Linked DNA regions of Homo sapiens: region 1 is linked to region 2. Evidence: read pairs that join two places in POLR2A ChIA-PET (ENCODE). Cell type or tissue: MCF 10A. All regions are shown on one strand. Each heading gives the region's core, and the rest is flanking DNA. Links, peaks and the distances in the headings are about the cores only. Region 1 overlaps SLC26A9-AS1 (SLC26A9 and RAB7B antisense RNA 1). Region 2 holds the start of NUCKS1 (nuclear casein kinase and cyclin dependent kinase substrate 1).

Evidence for each region. ChIA-PET counts read pairs that join two places held together with the same protein. Peaks named below come from ENCODE experiments on the same cell type or tissue, not always from the same donor. Only the 100,000 strongest peaks of a DNase experiment are listed, where the experiment ranks them.
Region 1: POLR2A ChIA-PET joins it to region 2 with 11 read pairs; 4 of 35 experiments call an interaction of 5 or more read pairs at or near these places.

What each region holds. Positions count from the first base shown.
Region 1 is chr1:205,947,340-205,954,441 of GRCh38, forward strand. All of the region lies in intron 2 of SLC26A9-AS1 (SLC26A9 and RAB7B antisense RNA 1), which reads left to right. Among named protein-coding and RNA genes, the nearest start is that of SLC26A9, 7.4 kb to the left of the region's middle. In MCF 10A, for the core only: no CTCF peak of the experiment used is centred there; DNase peaks (open chromatin) are centred at 3,162 and 4,022.
Region 2 is chr1:205,746,823-205,753,924 of GRCh38, forward strand. It overlaps NUCKS1 (nuclear casein kinase and cyclin dependent kinase substrate 1), which reads right to left and starts at 3,360. Exons shown (of 7, transcript NM_022731.5): 1 at 3,135-3,360. The coding sequence starts at 3,151. RefSeq lists a silencer at 2,534-3,133 and an enhancer at 3,554-3,803. In MCF 10A, for the core only: no CTCF peak of the experiment used is centred there; DNase peaks (open chromatin) are centred at 1,729, 2,169, 2,729 and 3,479.

The sequences.
Region 1 (7,102 bases), core at 1,103-6,102, 200 kb after region 2:
CCTCACTTCTCTCCCCTGGGAAGCCCAGGGGCTCAAGTACCCCAGCTGTGAGTATCTTAGGCTGGTCAGGAGACATGGAAGGCAAGGTGAGTAGGGTGATGCCAGCCAGTGCTTGGTCTTTCAACACAGGGAACTCCTAGCATGTGCCCAGCACTGTGCTAGGCACTGGGCACGCCAGACCCAGTGAGAACCAGTCCTTGGGAGATCAAGACCCTGGCAGGAGCAGGCAGAGGAGGCTTCTAGAATACACACAATGACAGAGCTGGGGGACAATATGTTAGGAGGAAGCTTAGGGTGGACTCTGAGGTGGCGAGGGTCTGGACAGTTCTTGTCTGGAGACAGTCAGGTCAGCATTGACCATGATCCCTGCACATCTGAGGCCGGAGGAAAGGACGTGGCACAAACCATAGAACGGGAGACAAGGAAGGGGCCTTAGGGTCCATCTGGTTCACCTCCCTCATTTTACATATGAGGGGGCCAGGGACCTGCCCAAAGTCACCGAGAGAGAGATAATGGCAGAGCTGAGGAGATGGCTCAGGTCGGTGCCTGCTTCAGGACCCCATCCTATCCCTCCACCCTGGCCCTGGAGCACAAACCGAGCCCTCTCTCCACAAAGAGGGCAAGAAGTCATGTGGGGACCTCCTCCCACTCCCCATTCGGTCATTACCCAGACACACCCTGGGCTCCGAGGTGGGCATATGCCAGCTGCCGCTGCAGAGGGACTGTTCTGCCCATCTGAACTCGGCACTCCTTTAGGAGTGGTTTAGGGTTGGGGTTGGGGGTGTGGGGGAAGCAGGTCTGCAGTGTCAGGGCTTGGGAGCCCAGGAGGATACAACTCCTAGGTGGGCGGGTCCTGCAGCTTCTAGAAAGAGGAAATGATTCTGCTCAGAACCAGAAATTGGCCTGGGTGAGGGTGTTCAGGGCAGTTCACACTGCCCTGGGAATGCTGAGACTGGGGCTAGAGCTAAGGAGGAGGTGAGTTCCAGGTGGTTAATGTTGACTGATGGGCCTCCTGGCTGCAATCCTGACACCGGGACCTTAAGCCAAGCACATATTAACCTGGGTGTAGGGGCTGCTTCTAAGCAGGGGATGTAGACCCCCAATTCAGGGAGAACTGAGAGAGCTGGAGAAGCATGGAATTGAGAATCTTGGGCACCAGGCCTCACCCTATCTCTAGGATCTGGCTTAGGCAGCGAGGGTATTATGGCAGAGGTGGTTTTTCTGACTGCAGTAAAGTCATAGGAAAATGATACCTTCCCATCTCCCTCTTCCTATTCCACATTCTCCAGGAAAGAGTCTGAGACTGGAAGGTGCCTAATACCCACCACCTGATCCAATCCACCTGACTCTTCCTCCCTGGTGACTCCTGACCACACAGACCTCTGTTTTCTGAGTGCCAACAGCTGTGCAGTCTGAACCACACTGCCGGCGGAAAGTGAGGTATTCTAGGTCTTCTAGGTTAGTTTTGTCTCCCAGTGGTTCCTTGAGGCCCGGGACTGTATCACAAGCACTTGTGAGACATCAGAATGTACTGGAAGAAAGAAAACTTTAGCCTCAGATCTTAGCTCTGGGGTTTGCTAGTCATGAGACCTGGGGCAAAGTATTAAACTCCCAGGCTCAATTTATTCATCTGTGAAGGGGGCTGAGTGGCAAAAAAGGAGGTGCGGTTGTAAGGTGAATTCCTTTCCTTCCGGCACAAAGACAGGGCCCAGGAATGACCACTAGTGGCATGGCCATCTGCTTATCTCCATCATCTCTCTGACAGTGCAGTGTAATCAGCCCTTCAGCCATACCCCAGCTAGGCGAGGCCCTTCTCAACTGCACAATGAATGGCCCTTGCTCCCTTGTCCCAGGGAGCCAGGAGTGCAGAGCTCCTGTTTGCAGGTCTTGCCTCACAATCTCCCAGAGATGCAGCCAAGTGGCAGAATGGGTTCCAGAAGGCTCCCCACCCAAGCTTCTCCAGCAGAGCAAAACCATGGTGGCAGTACCTGCACCTGAGCCCTGGAGCCCCAGCCCCCTCTGCCTTTTCTCCTTTTGGAAGGTGCCAAGTGGAAAGGGTGTGAGTGAATGTGTGTATGTGTGTCTGCAGTGTGAATTTTGAACAAGAGTGAGAATGCTTTTCTAAAAGAGAGGGGGACCTGTGTATGTAGTACACCTTTCCTCTTCCTCCCTCCTCACCTCCACATGCTCCCTGGTGACCAGTGGACCTTTGCCTAGCCGTGGATGCAGCTGAGCCCTCTCACCTTCTAGTTACCTGGAGCTTTCCTGCCTAAGGAATAAACCAGACTCTCTAGAGCCAGACCCACAGGTGTAGGCAGCTTTTGCAAGAACAGAGTCTTGTAGCAGGGGCTGCTCCAGTTCACATTGGAGGGAAGGGAGTGTGGAGGGGCATGTGTCTACCATGAGAGTTTGGGGGACAAGTCCAGAAATTTATCAGCACCCCTCTGCAAAGTAAACCTCCTATTGCTGTGGGGTTTTTTTACCTGCCAAGGTCAGGGTACTTAGTTCCCTGATTCTACCCTCCCCCTTTCCAGCAACCTTGCCAGAACTGATCACTGAGGGCTAAGGCGGAGCTGGTAGCAGGGTCAAGGATAGGCTTGCAGCCCTAGAGAAGGGGCATGTCCACCCTAGGAAGGAGACTGGAACCAAGCCAGGGCTTTAGTCTGGGACACACTCAGGTGCCCTGACCAGCCTAAACTCCACTCTCCAACTGGGATTGGAGTCAAGTGTGAACTGTGCATGGGATTCCCTGAGCAAAGTGGGCCCAGTGTGAGGGTAGAGGAGGAAAACAGGGACTGGCCTGCTGGGACCTCAGCTGGGGCCATTTCTCTGGGTCTCCCGGCACAGCAGGCAGGCCCTAGGTAGGTGTGACAAAGGCTGGCTGAGTGGCGCTGGGGTCCAACCCTCAAGAAGTACCTTCACCCCCAGAGTACAGGAAACAGGTCACCGAGTGAGTGGGTTCTTGGTCAGCTGGGGCTAATTCCTGTCAGCCCTCCAGGACTGTGCTCTGGCCTGGCCTGCTCAGAGGGCCGCATTGTTCCCTGGGAGCCTCTTGAGCATTTAGCTTGTCTTGTCCTGCTGGTACATTCATTGGCTGTGATTCCTGCTGAAGACATCTTCGGGGGCAGGCAGGACGCCAAGCTTGCGGGCAGGACTTGAGCTGTTCCACCGAGCAGGGAGCTCAGAGGCAGCAGGGACTCGCCAGCCTGGGATGTGACCATCTGGGGCTGTTTGCCAAGGGCAGGAGCAAGTTTGCCTGAGAAGTTCTGACACCCCCACTGGCCCTGGCAAGGAGACTGAGTGCAGGCTCTGTGTGCAACCGGAGTGTCCTGAGATTGGCTCTGTCCCCCCCAGAAACAAGCTGTGTGATTATGGGTGAGTTAATAAACTTCCCTGAGCTCTTGGCCTCCTCATCTGCAAGATGTGGGTACCAGCAGCACCTACCTCAGAGTGACTTTGGGAATATTAAACAAAGTAATGCATGAAAAGCACTTAGCTCAAGGTCTAACACTTCTCAGCCCCAGAGGGCCCAGCCCACTAACACTGCCCTTTCTCTATGCCCTCTCCCCATCCAGCTTGGATGGAATGCTCTCCCTTCTTGCCTCGGCTTCAGCACTTCAGCTAAAGCCACATCTCCCTGATGACTGCCGTGTGCTCTGGTTGTACCCACACTCCCACAGCACTCTCAGGTGGTAACTGCAGTTAGATACTTGACCACATGTTGTCAGGGATTTGGCTCTAATGGGAGGCTTCATTCCTGGAGCATAAGATTTGGGATGTTTGCTTGTTTTGTCTCCTTTGCGGACCAAAACATACTAAGCATTTTAACAAGAGTGCTTACCTGTTGACTGAACGTCCCATCCTGAGTCCTGCCCCTGGGCAATTAGAATAACCATAATTTATTGTGGTTGTAGTTATGCTCTTTGGAGATCCAAGGGTTCCAAAGATGTGCTTCAGTTGCAGCCACACCCCACCAGCTGGTGAGCTCATGTGATTGCGACTTACCCACATTTTGCTGGCTTGTGTCCCCTCCCTCTGACTCAGAGCTCGTGTCCTTCCTCAGCTATAGTTTGCCGTGGTTATGCTTGGGAGTCTCTGGGGTGTCTCTGGGTAGACTCTTCTGCTCCAGACTTGTTCTTACTGTCTCTTGCCCATGGGTCATGAAGACAGGGTCCCTCCTGAGAATTCTGCTCTCCTGCTCTGGTGCCATGTGCCGGAGCTCCAACCCTTGAGGGCCCAGCATCTCAGGGCACACTATGACCAGCTGCCACATCATGTACCATGCAGAAGTGTGGGTCGTGGCATCTCTCCAATCTGTGTCACACTGTGTTGTCCCAACCCTGATGGTGCTATGGTGCAGACTGCTAGCTATCCACCGTCAGAGACTGCATTGTGGTAGGACACGTGGTGGCCAAGTGGGACTCTACTTTCCAGCCTTCCTTGTAATGAGGTGTGGCCATGTGGCTGAGTCTTCACTGGACTGTGGAATGGAGAATGAGGCCGGCCACTTACAGGTCTGGGTCTTGAGTTGTTGGGCATGCTTCCTGCATGCCCTCTCCTCTTCCTGCCAGCTGGAGCCTAGATGTGGTGGGGACCCAGATTTCACTATGCATGATAACAATGGCCTGGCAAGTGGGAAAGCAACAGGGGGAAGGAACCTGGGCCTGTGAATGACCTCAGGAAGCTGAGAATGCCAGCAGCCAGGACTGCTCACTTTGAGACTCACTAGTGTCCCAAGAAGAGAAAAACTCCTATATTCTGTAATCTACTGTATTGAGGTTCTCTTTATAATGGGACATTAGTCTTTAACACACACATGGGTCCTGAGTCTCATTAAGTCCCTGGTGAGAACAGCTCTTTCTGCTTCTGCTGTAGTCCTGCACCGTCCCCCCAACCCCCTCTCTAAGGGCTGGATGGAACCCAAGGGCCTAGCTGGGGAAAGAGGTCATAGAAGCCCATTTCCTGAGTTCTTCTCTGCACCAAGGGATTTGATCACAGGGACTCTTCCTTTCCTGTAAATAGAGGTCTGGAGGACCTTTGATTCACTAGCTCATCAGACCTACCCAGACTCTGGATTCTAGTATAGGGTCTTCCAGGTCACCTAGCCCTGTGCATCTTTAACAATGGAAGCTTGGTAATTAATGCCCCAGCATAAGTTAAGCCTCATTGGATGAGGGCATAGTCTTCCTGCTTGGCTCACCTCTGTCTCCTGCTTAGAGTGAGAAGAGAAAGCAAGCATTGGAGGTCTTTTGGATCAGGAAAGAACCCTGTGGGTTTAGTAACTTCCAGGCCCCTCTTATTGTCTCTTATAGTAAGCAGGTGATAGATGAAGTTGTGCTACTAATCGAGGTTAAGAAAAAATAGTGCTTTAATAGTTCCTTGCATTTGTAGGGCACTTAGAGTTTATAGAGTGCTTTAGTATGCATTATCTGAAGCTATTTATCCCCATTTTGCATATGTGGAGACTGAGGATCCGTTACCCCCACCTAGGATATGCCCAAGCTTGGGTTAGCTCTCAGGGTTCCTGACTTCTAGCCTTGTGCTCTTATTTCTATACACTGCCAGGCTGAAAAATGATGGTTTGTGACTTACACTCAGGAAGTTGTGAACATTGAGGATGGCTTCGAGAAGAGGGAATTGTGTTGACTTTGGGGGAGACATTTCACCAACTGAGGTCTCAGTTTCTTCTTCTGTAAATGTGAAAGACATGCCGGCCTCTCCCAGACCAAGTAGAGAGTTTGTTGTTGTCACATACCTGGTTCCTATTCCAATTCCTGCCCTTACTCTAAGACTGTAAGGTAAATTGTTCTGTGGGCTTAGATTTGTCTGAGGAAGTTGGGGTTTGGGGAGGAAGAGGTGTCCTGGGGCTGCTGCTTCCAGATGGATTAACCCAAGGTGAACCACACTAGGCTGTCCTCTGGGTGGAGAAGTGTCATCTGAGACAAGTCCTTAGCCCAGGGAGACTGGGGTGGGGGTGGGGTGGGGACTTGCTCTTTCACCTCAAGTAGCCCAGCCACACCAGGTGCCTGGGTGGAGTGTAGGATAAAGGGCCAGTAGGGAAGAAAGGTTGGTTTGACCCTAGTGCACCTGATTTTGCTGCCCCACCAATTACACAAACACAGCCCTGCACACCTGACATGAGCACACCCAGATCAAGAACCACAGACCCCAAGCCCCAGGCCCCTCAGCTTCTATAGAAAAGCAGCATGCAGGATTCAGGTTAGACACAAAGGAAAGCTTCCCAGGGTATGGGTATTAGATCAGAGACTGGATGGTGTGGAATATTCTGAAGGGTGTATGATAGTTTCTATAAACATAAAAAAAATGCTTATCCTCTGGTGAAGGGGGTGGGGGTGGGGCTGGTAGAGACAGTTCAAGTGGACTTGCCTAGAAGTAGCTGGATGAATAATGTGTAAAACCTTACTGGTGAAAGCCTTCAAGCCCAGGCAGAAAGAAAAGCAATGAAAGAATGAAGCAAGAGGCACATAGGAAATATACCCCTTGCTTATGTCTATGCCTGGGAGTGGGAGAGAAAGAGCATTCTTGGCTTTGAATACAGAGAAGGGGGGCTACTTGCCTGCTGGGCAAGTGGTTACCTGGGAAGCAGGACCCTTTGGCTCTCAGAACAGTGAAGTGGTGGGGGGTCTGTGAGATGCAGATTTCCATGTGTCTGGCGGTCCAGTGACATCTACAGCAGTTATTGGGACTGCCCAAGCAAATGAACACAGGGGATAGTGTGAGAAGGAAGCCAGGGAGGAGAGCTACAGAACAGCTGCTGGCCTCTGCTCCACCAAAGCAAACAAACCAAGGCCTTGGGAGAGGAGCTGAGAGGGTCCTACGGAGGTAGGATGATTCTCTGCCCCTAATTCTTCCTATCTCCACATTTTATCATGAAAAATTTTTCTCCAACATATAGAAAAGTTGAAAGACTTCTATGATGAACATCGTATACCCACCACTTAGAGTCTTCCCTTAACATTTTGTTCTGTGTTGCAGAACACATATCTACCCAACTACCCATTCCTCTATCCATCCATCGATCCCTTGTATTTTTGGAAGCATTTCAAAGCACGGTGCAGACATCAGTAGCCATTTAGGCCAA
Region 2 (7,102 bases), core at 680-5,679:
GTTCCTTACAATCTCAAGTGTTAAACAAAAGGTATCAAGCACACTTAGGTTACAAGGAGAAGCAAAAAGATTGGTTTGAGCAACCTGGATCACTTTCAATAAGGGAGGAGGATCTCTGGAGAGTGTAACAGCTGAATTTCAAGAAATCTGGTTTCTAGTTTGGGCAAGTCAGTAAATCTGAGCTTTCTTTCTCACCTCTTACAAGTAATGGCATTTTCCTTCCTTCCTCACAAAGTTGACTCATGAAAGCACTTAAAAAAGTTAAAAATGTTACATACTATGTTCTTTAATCAGCACTAATAACATTAATATTGATCGGGCAGAAGGTACAGCGATCATGCGGGTGGGGACCAGAATTGGGAATTGGGAATTGGGAAATCTAGGTTCTCAGCCCAACATTTGCACCTGCTAGTTCGTGATGCAAGGCACCTCACTTATCCAGGTCCCCATTAAACTAGGTTTAATAAAGTGAGTTTGCCTAAACCTCTTCCTAGCTCCAAGGCTAATTTTAAGCTATTAATTTGAATCCAAGGCCTAAAATATTTGAGCTCTCATTTAACAGTCGGCCACTGCAAAGGGTAAAGACAGCAATCTTGTATGAACAAAGTTAAACATAACGTGCTAGACACAGGTCTTTGCAAAACCATGCAGTAGCCAATAGGTCCACCATACCACCCTTCATTTGGAAATTGATGCTAAGGTGCCATAGGTACATTTCCAAATGCTCTTAAAATGTTTAGGTTCATATTAAAATAAAAATGGATATTTATGGTACAATGAGAACCAGAAAAACTGCAAAATTATACACAGGCCTAAGGGCAGAAATACCCCAAAAGACGACACAGTGACAATATTTTCCAACTTGTGCTTTTTTGTTTTTAAAACAAGGCTGATGATTCTGAAATCAGGTCAATGTCTATCACTTTTTTCGTTGATGTTAAATGCACTAAGGGAATATAGATTCTTCAATTATACTTTGAAACAACATCATTTCCCTAAGTCAGGACTTTTTTATTGCAAAATTTAACAAACCACCAAACTCAAGTTTAATTATTTCTGCTTTATTATTGGTCATGAATAAAGACTTCTTTTAAAAAATAATTACAAAGAATTTATGACTAAAATATACTCCGTAACCAACTTGCTCTGAAATTAATAATTTGAAAATGGCAAAGAAAAAAAAAAACAGCCCACAACATATTAACTTCACTCTTCAATTAGGGGAAATAAACAAGGTCAAAATTAGTTTAAACAACATACTGAGTAATAAAAAAGTTGTGCAGAAGTCCCAATGCCTCCAAAAAACTGATAGAATGTGCTTAATATATATATCCCCACATGGTAACATAAAAAATCCAAGTTTTCCAGTAAAAATGTTCTGTTCATGTTCCAATACCTAAATCTGGGAAAACAAATTCAGGCAGATGAGATAAGAACGTCACCACAATAAAATAAAGTCATCAAAACTTAGTGAACTAAAATTTAAAAGGTAGAGGAATTATTTTTCCTAATTTGACCTAATTTGACCACACAGTAATTACTTCCAGAAGACAAAAGATCCAATCCAGGTAAAATAAATCTTTATTTTATTATTTTACCTGATCCTAAAGAAAATATTCTACGTGAGTTGATGGATACATTGGTCAAGTTTTATGCCAAAAAAATTACGCAAACTATACTCTGAAAGAGCTATCCAGACTCCTTGCCAAAAGGCCAGCATAACTTTCAGAGTAGAGATCGTGAGTTACCACAGATGCTGATTGAAACAGAGCTAACAGCAGCTTTCTCCTCATTCCCACCCCGTGTGTAGGAGTACGCAGTCTCATACCACCACCAGTTGGAGGATGATCTAGTCTGGAGACAGAACGGTGTAGAACAAAACCCTTGCCAGGGTCCCAAACCTCTCTTTAGAACTCTAATTAAAGGTACTTCCGTTTCCCACACAACTTGGAATGAAGGGGAAGCAACGACTGTTAAAACATTTAAAAACTAAGCCTTTATCTATTTATTTAGAAAACACACTATGCAAAGAAGCCAATTCCTTACATTAAAAATATTTATTTGCAACAGCTCTCCTTTTTAAGGCCTCAACAGATTGGACTAAACCACACCCCTCCATAAATGGCACATTCCATACAATAGCCTGGAGAATGGCATAGGACGATTCCACCGACAGCTGGGGGAATAGCAAACTTGTTGAAATTCCGAGAATGAAGTCTGATGGTTACCCGAACCTAGCCCTTTTATTACTAAAGTCACTCGGGGACAAGAGGGTTACAAAAATATCCCGAGACGCGTACGCGGGTGAGAGTGGAACGAGAACCACACGGGATTTGGGCCGTGCTGTTAACCCGCACCTCCCTGAGTACGGACATTTCCCCGAGGAAGGACATTTCTAGTCGGAGAGAAAGAGCGAACTTTGGGGTTAACTCTCTCAAAACTCTGAGGTGGGGAGAGAGGCAGCAGCCCATTATTTTCCAGGATCCAGTCCCGAACTCTCACTTTTGCCCGGGGGGAAAAAAACGGGTCCCGCCCACGCTCGGCCCGATCCGGGAGGCGGGGCCTGCAGCGACCCCGAAGGACAGAGGCGGGGCCGGTTGGCAGTGCTGCCCCTCCCCCTTTGCCAGGAACACCCCCGTCCGCTACAGAGAGGGCTCAGGGCCCCCACCCCCGCGCCAGTCGCTGGGGGAAGGGGCAATACGGGTGCCTCCGCCCCTCCTCGCTGAAGGTGGGGAGTGGAGCTCGAGTCCGCCCGCCTCCCCGCGCTGGCTCCAAGGGGACGGCCCCGAGGAGGTGGGGCCTCTTGGGGGCGCTGACTTCACACCCCTCCCCCTCCGGCCGCTGGCGGCTCAGGGACACCCCGCCCGCTCTAGTGCGGTGGGTGGGGGAGGCAGCTGAGCAGACCGGAGCCCTGCAGCGGCGCGGGGCGGGGAGGGGCGCGCGCACGGGCGCGCAGCCACCACCCCCGCGCGCCAGCAGGGCCCCCCACGCTCAAGGGTGCGCGCGGGCCCCGAAAGGGAGGAGGCCGCGCGCGGCACCGGGGATGGCGGACTCTAGCCTTCTGTCCCCCACTCTTTTCACCACTCGCCCCCATCCCCCTCCAACCCGCTCCAGGCCTCAGACTCCGCACTGACCTGACAGGCCGCGACATGTTCGCTGTCGAAACAGGACCGAGTCGAGAAGCCAAAGACCAGGACCCCCCCCACCCCGCGCGCTCGGCGCCCCACCCCCCCCGAACTTCAGCCGATGGGACCGCTGCTGCCGAACCCCGAGCTGCTGGCTTCTCAAACTCCGCTGCTCTTTGGTTCAGGGCTCCTGGAACAGACGAGCCCCCCGCTCCCCCGTCTCTTCAAAATGGATGAATCAAACCAGCCGAAAATGCGCCAAAGCCGCCGTGCAACCAAACCCACTAGGGTTTGTGCGCTCCTCCCCAACACGCCTGCTCATTGGAGACTTCTGCCAGATGCGCCCAGATCATTAGTCCGTTTGAATCATCACGTCTTCCAGGCCCCGCCCTGCTCTCTGATAGGCTCCACCTTCACCGTGGGGGTCCTGTTAGTCAAGATGCTCTGAGAGCGCACGGCCGCAAAACAAAAATGGTCGCTGCTTAGCCCGCCCCCTGGTTTCCACTCCAGAGTTGCAGATTCGTCTGGGGTCGTATCTTAGAAAGACTAGAAAAAAAGATTTATGTAGGGTTCAGCGTTGCTCAGTGTTAGTTTAATGGTGTTTCATCTCGTCTGCCTTGATCACCTTGAAAATCCTCTAATAGCAAAACCCGTGGGAGAGGCAGCAGATTCGTCACTGCGGGGCTGCTACAGAATTGGAGGGAAATTCCTTAGGTTCAAAAAATTTGACCTTAAACCTACAAGCCCCTTACCCTGGCTTCGGCATTAACCCTCAGGGACCAAATGAGGCTGCTGGAGTAGAGAGGCAGGATCATAATCAAGGAATATCTTCACCCCCAATTACCATTCTCCATTCTGGACCTTGAGATCCACTTCAGGGTCATTAAAGTCCCAGTCTGGTGCATTACTATTTTAAGAAAAGAGTCAGGTGTACAATAACTAAGAGCATGAGCTCAGGGGCCACAAGGTATTTCAGGTGGAATCCCAGGTCCACTACTTAATGGTGGTATAACTTTCCTTCTCTGTGCCTCAGTTTTCTCATCTGTAAAATGGGAAACAAGGGTACCTAACTGCATAGGCTTATTAGTATTAAATGAGTTGATATATCTATCAAAAGTCTTTAGGATAGTCTCTGGCTCACAGTAAGTGCTACGTAAGTGTTAAATCCAAGTTTTAAAAGATGATTCCGTCCCTGGGTAGAGATGGGTGGAGCTGGCTCAAGACCCTATGAATTCTATTGATTTACCCTTGCACTTTGAAAAACAAAACAAAGACTCTTCGAAGTCATATAACTGAAAGTAACGCACATCATTTCACTTAAATCCGTGAGCATTTGTTGGATGCCTAATACTCTCAAAGGCAGAGCTCAGGATTCCTATGTGAATGGCTAAGGCTGAGTCTGCTATCGAAAATAGACGTCAATCCCTGTCACAGTCAAAGCGATCATTTTTGTTTGGTGGCTGTGCGCTCTCAGAGCATCTTGACTAACAGGACCCCACGGTGAAGGTGGGGCCTATCAGAGAGTAGGGTGGGGCCTGGAAGACGTGATGATTCAAACGGACTAATGATCTGGGCGCATCTGGCAGAAGTCTCCAATGAGCAGTCAGTTAACAACCAATTGAAGATACACTTTCCAAACAACAACAACAAAAAACACACCACATCTGCCTCCTGAAAGTCTCCCTTTGTAAAATCTGGCTTCCCAAAAAGAAGAGAATAGCACAGTCCACCAGTGAAGCATTAAACAAATTAATATCTTTTGTCTCTTCCATGTCATTCCACCCTCTGTCCCTCTTATTTTTATTTTTAATTTTTATTTTTTCGAGACGGAGTCTCACTCACTATGCTCCCCAGGCTGGATTGCAGTGGCACGATCTCTGCACACTGAAACTTCCACCACCCGGGTTCAAGCGATTCTCCTGCCTCAGCCTCCCAAGTAGCTGGGATTACAGGCGTGCTCCACCATGCCCAGCTAATTTTGGTATTTTATTGTGGAGATGGGGTTTCACCATGTTGGCCAGGCTGGTCTTGAACTCTTGACCTCAAGTGATCTGCCTGCCTTGGCCTCCCAAAGTGCTGGCATTACAGGAGTGAGCCACCGCACCCGTCCCCCGCAATTTTTTTAAATTGTGGTTAAAAAAAAAATACATAACATAAATGTACCACTTTAACTGTCTCTAAGTGTACAGTTAAGTGGCGTTAAGTACATTCACATTGTTATGCAACCATCACCACGATTCAACACCAGAACTTTCTCATTTTCCCAAACTGAAACTCTGTGCCCATTAAACACTAACTCCCCACTTTCCCCCTTCCCCATAGCCGCTGGCAACCACCATTTTACTTTCTGTCTGTATGAACCTGACTGCTCTAGGAATCTCATGTTAGTGTAATCATACAGTATTTGTCCTTTTGTGACTGGCTTATTTCACTTAGCATAATGGCATCCAGGTTTATCCATGTTGTAGCAAGTGTCAAAATTTCCTTTCTCTTAAAGGCCAAATAATATTCCACTGTATGTATATGCCACATTTTGTTTATCCACTCATCCATCAATGGACACTTGGGTTGCTTCCACCTTATGGCTATTGTGAATGATGTTGCTGGGCAAGTGGGAGTACAAATATGTTTGAGTACCTGCTTTCCTTTCTGGATATATACCCAGAAATGGAATTGCTAGATCATACAGCTATTCTGTTTAATTTTTTGAAGAATTGCCGTATGGATTCTCCATCAGCTGTATCATTTTACACTCCTACCAGCAATGTGCAAGTGTTCCAATTTCCCCATGTCCTTGCCAACAGTAAGTTTTTTACAATAGCCATCCTAATGAGTGTCCATATACGGTTTTTTTTTTTTTTTTTGAAACGGAGTCTCGCTCTGTTGCCCAGGCTGGAGTGCAGTGGTGCGATCTCTGCTCACTGCAAACTCCGCCTCCCAGGTTCACGCCATTCTCCTGCCTCAGCCTCCCAAGTAGCTGAGACTACAGATGCCCGCCACCACGCCTGGCTAATTTTTGTATTTTTAGTACAGACGGAGTTTCATTACGTTGGCCAGGCTGGTCTCAAACTCCTGACCTCAGGTGATCCACCCGCCTCGGCCTCCCAAAGTGCTGGGATTACAGGCATGAGCCACCACGCCCAGCCTTTTTTTTTTTTTTAGATAGAGTCTAGCCCTGTCACCTGGTCTGGCTCACTGCAGCCTCTACCTCCCGGGTTCAAGCAATTCTCCTGCCTTAGCCTCAGAGTAGCTGGGATTACAGGCATGCGCCACCACACCTGGCTTTTTGTATTTTTAGTAGAGACGGGGTTTCACTATGTTTGCCAGGCTGGTCTCGAACTCCTGACCTCAAGTGATCCACCCACCTCAGCCTCCCAAAGTGCTGGGATTACAGGCGTGAGCCACCGCGCCCGGCTCCATATATGTTTTGACTAAGTGTATTACCATCCCCACTATTGTCAGAATGCCAGGGCAGAAACTTGGGTGGCAGAGTGATCACCAAGTGGCTTTGGTGGAGGCTCTTTTATTAGGCCAAATTGTTATTATTTTAGTAAACATCATTATTTGGTATTGTGAGATGGGGCAGAGGAATTCTTGTTACTCATTTATTAGGTAGTGAACAGAAATGACCATAGTCAACATTTGCAGGCAGGTGGAAAGTTCAGAATAGGTCTTCAGGTTGTTGGCCTGATAGTGTAGTGCAAGGCCAGTATACAAATGGCCACTGAGTGAAGACTCTCCTCCTTCCAAGTTCAGCCTCATATCCTACCTTTCTCTTCACTGCAGCTTCAGCTAACATCTTCCTTCCATTTGCTCATTTATTCACTTAGTATTGCAATCAACATCGTCTCTCAGGGAAGAAATAACTTAAGACTTGAACTTCGAGTTTACTTTTTAGTGGACAAGTACAGAACTATGGCCAGTAGTGCCAAAAGAACGTGGAATGCAGTCTCCAAGGTCAGTTCCCTCTAATCTGT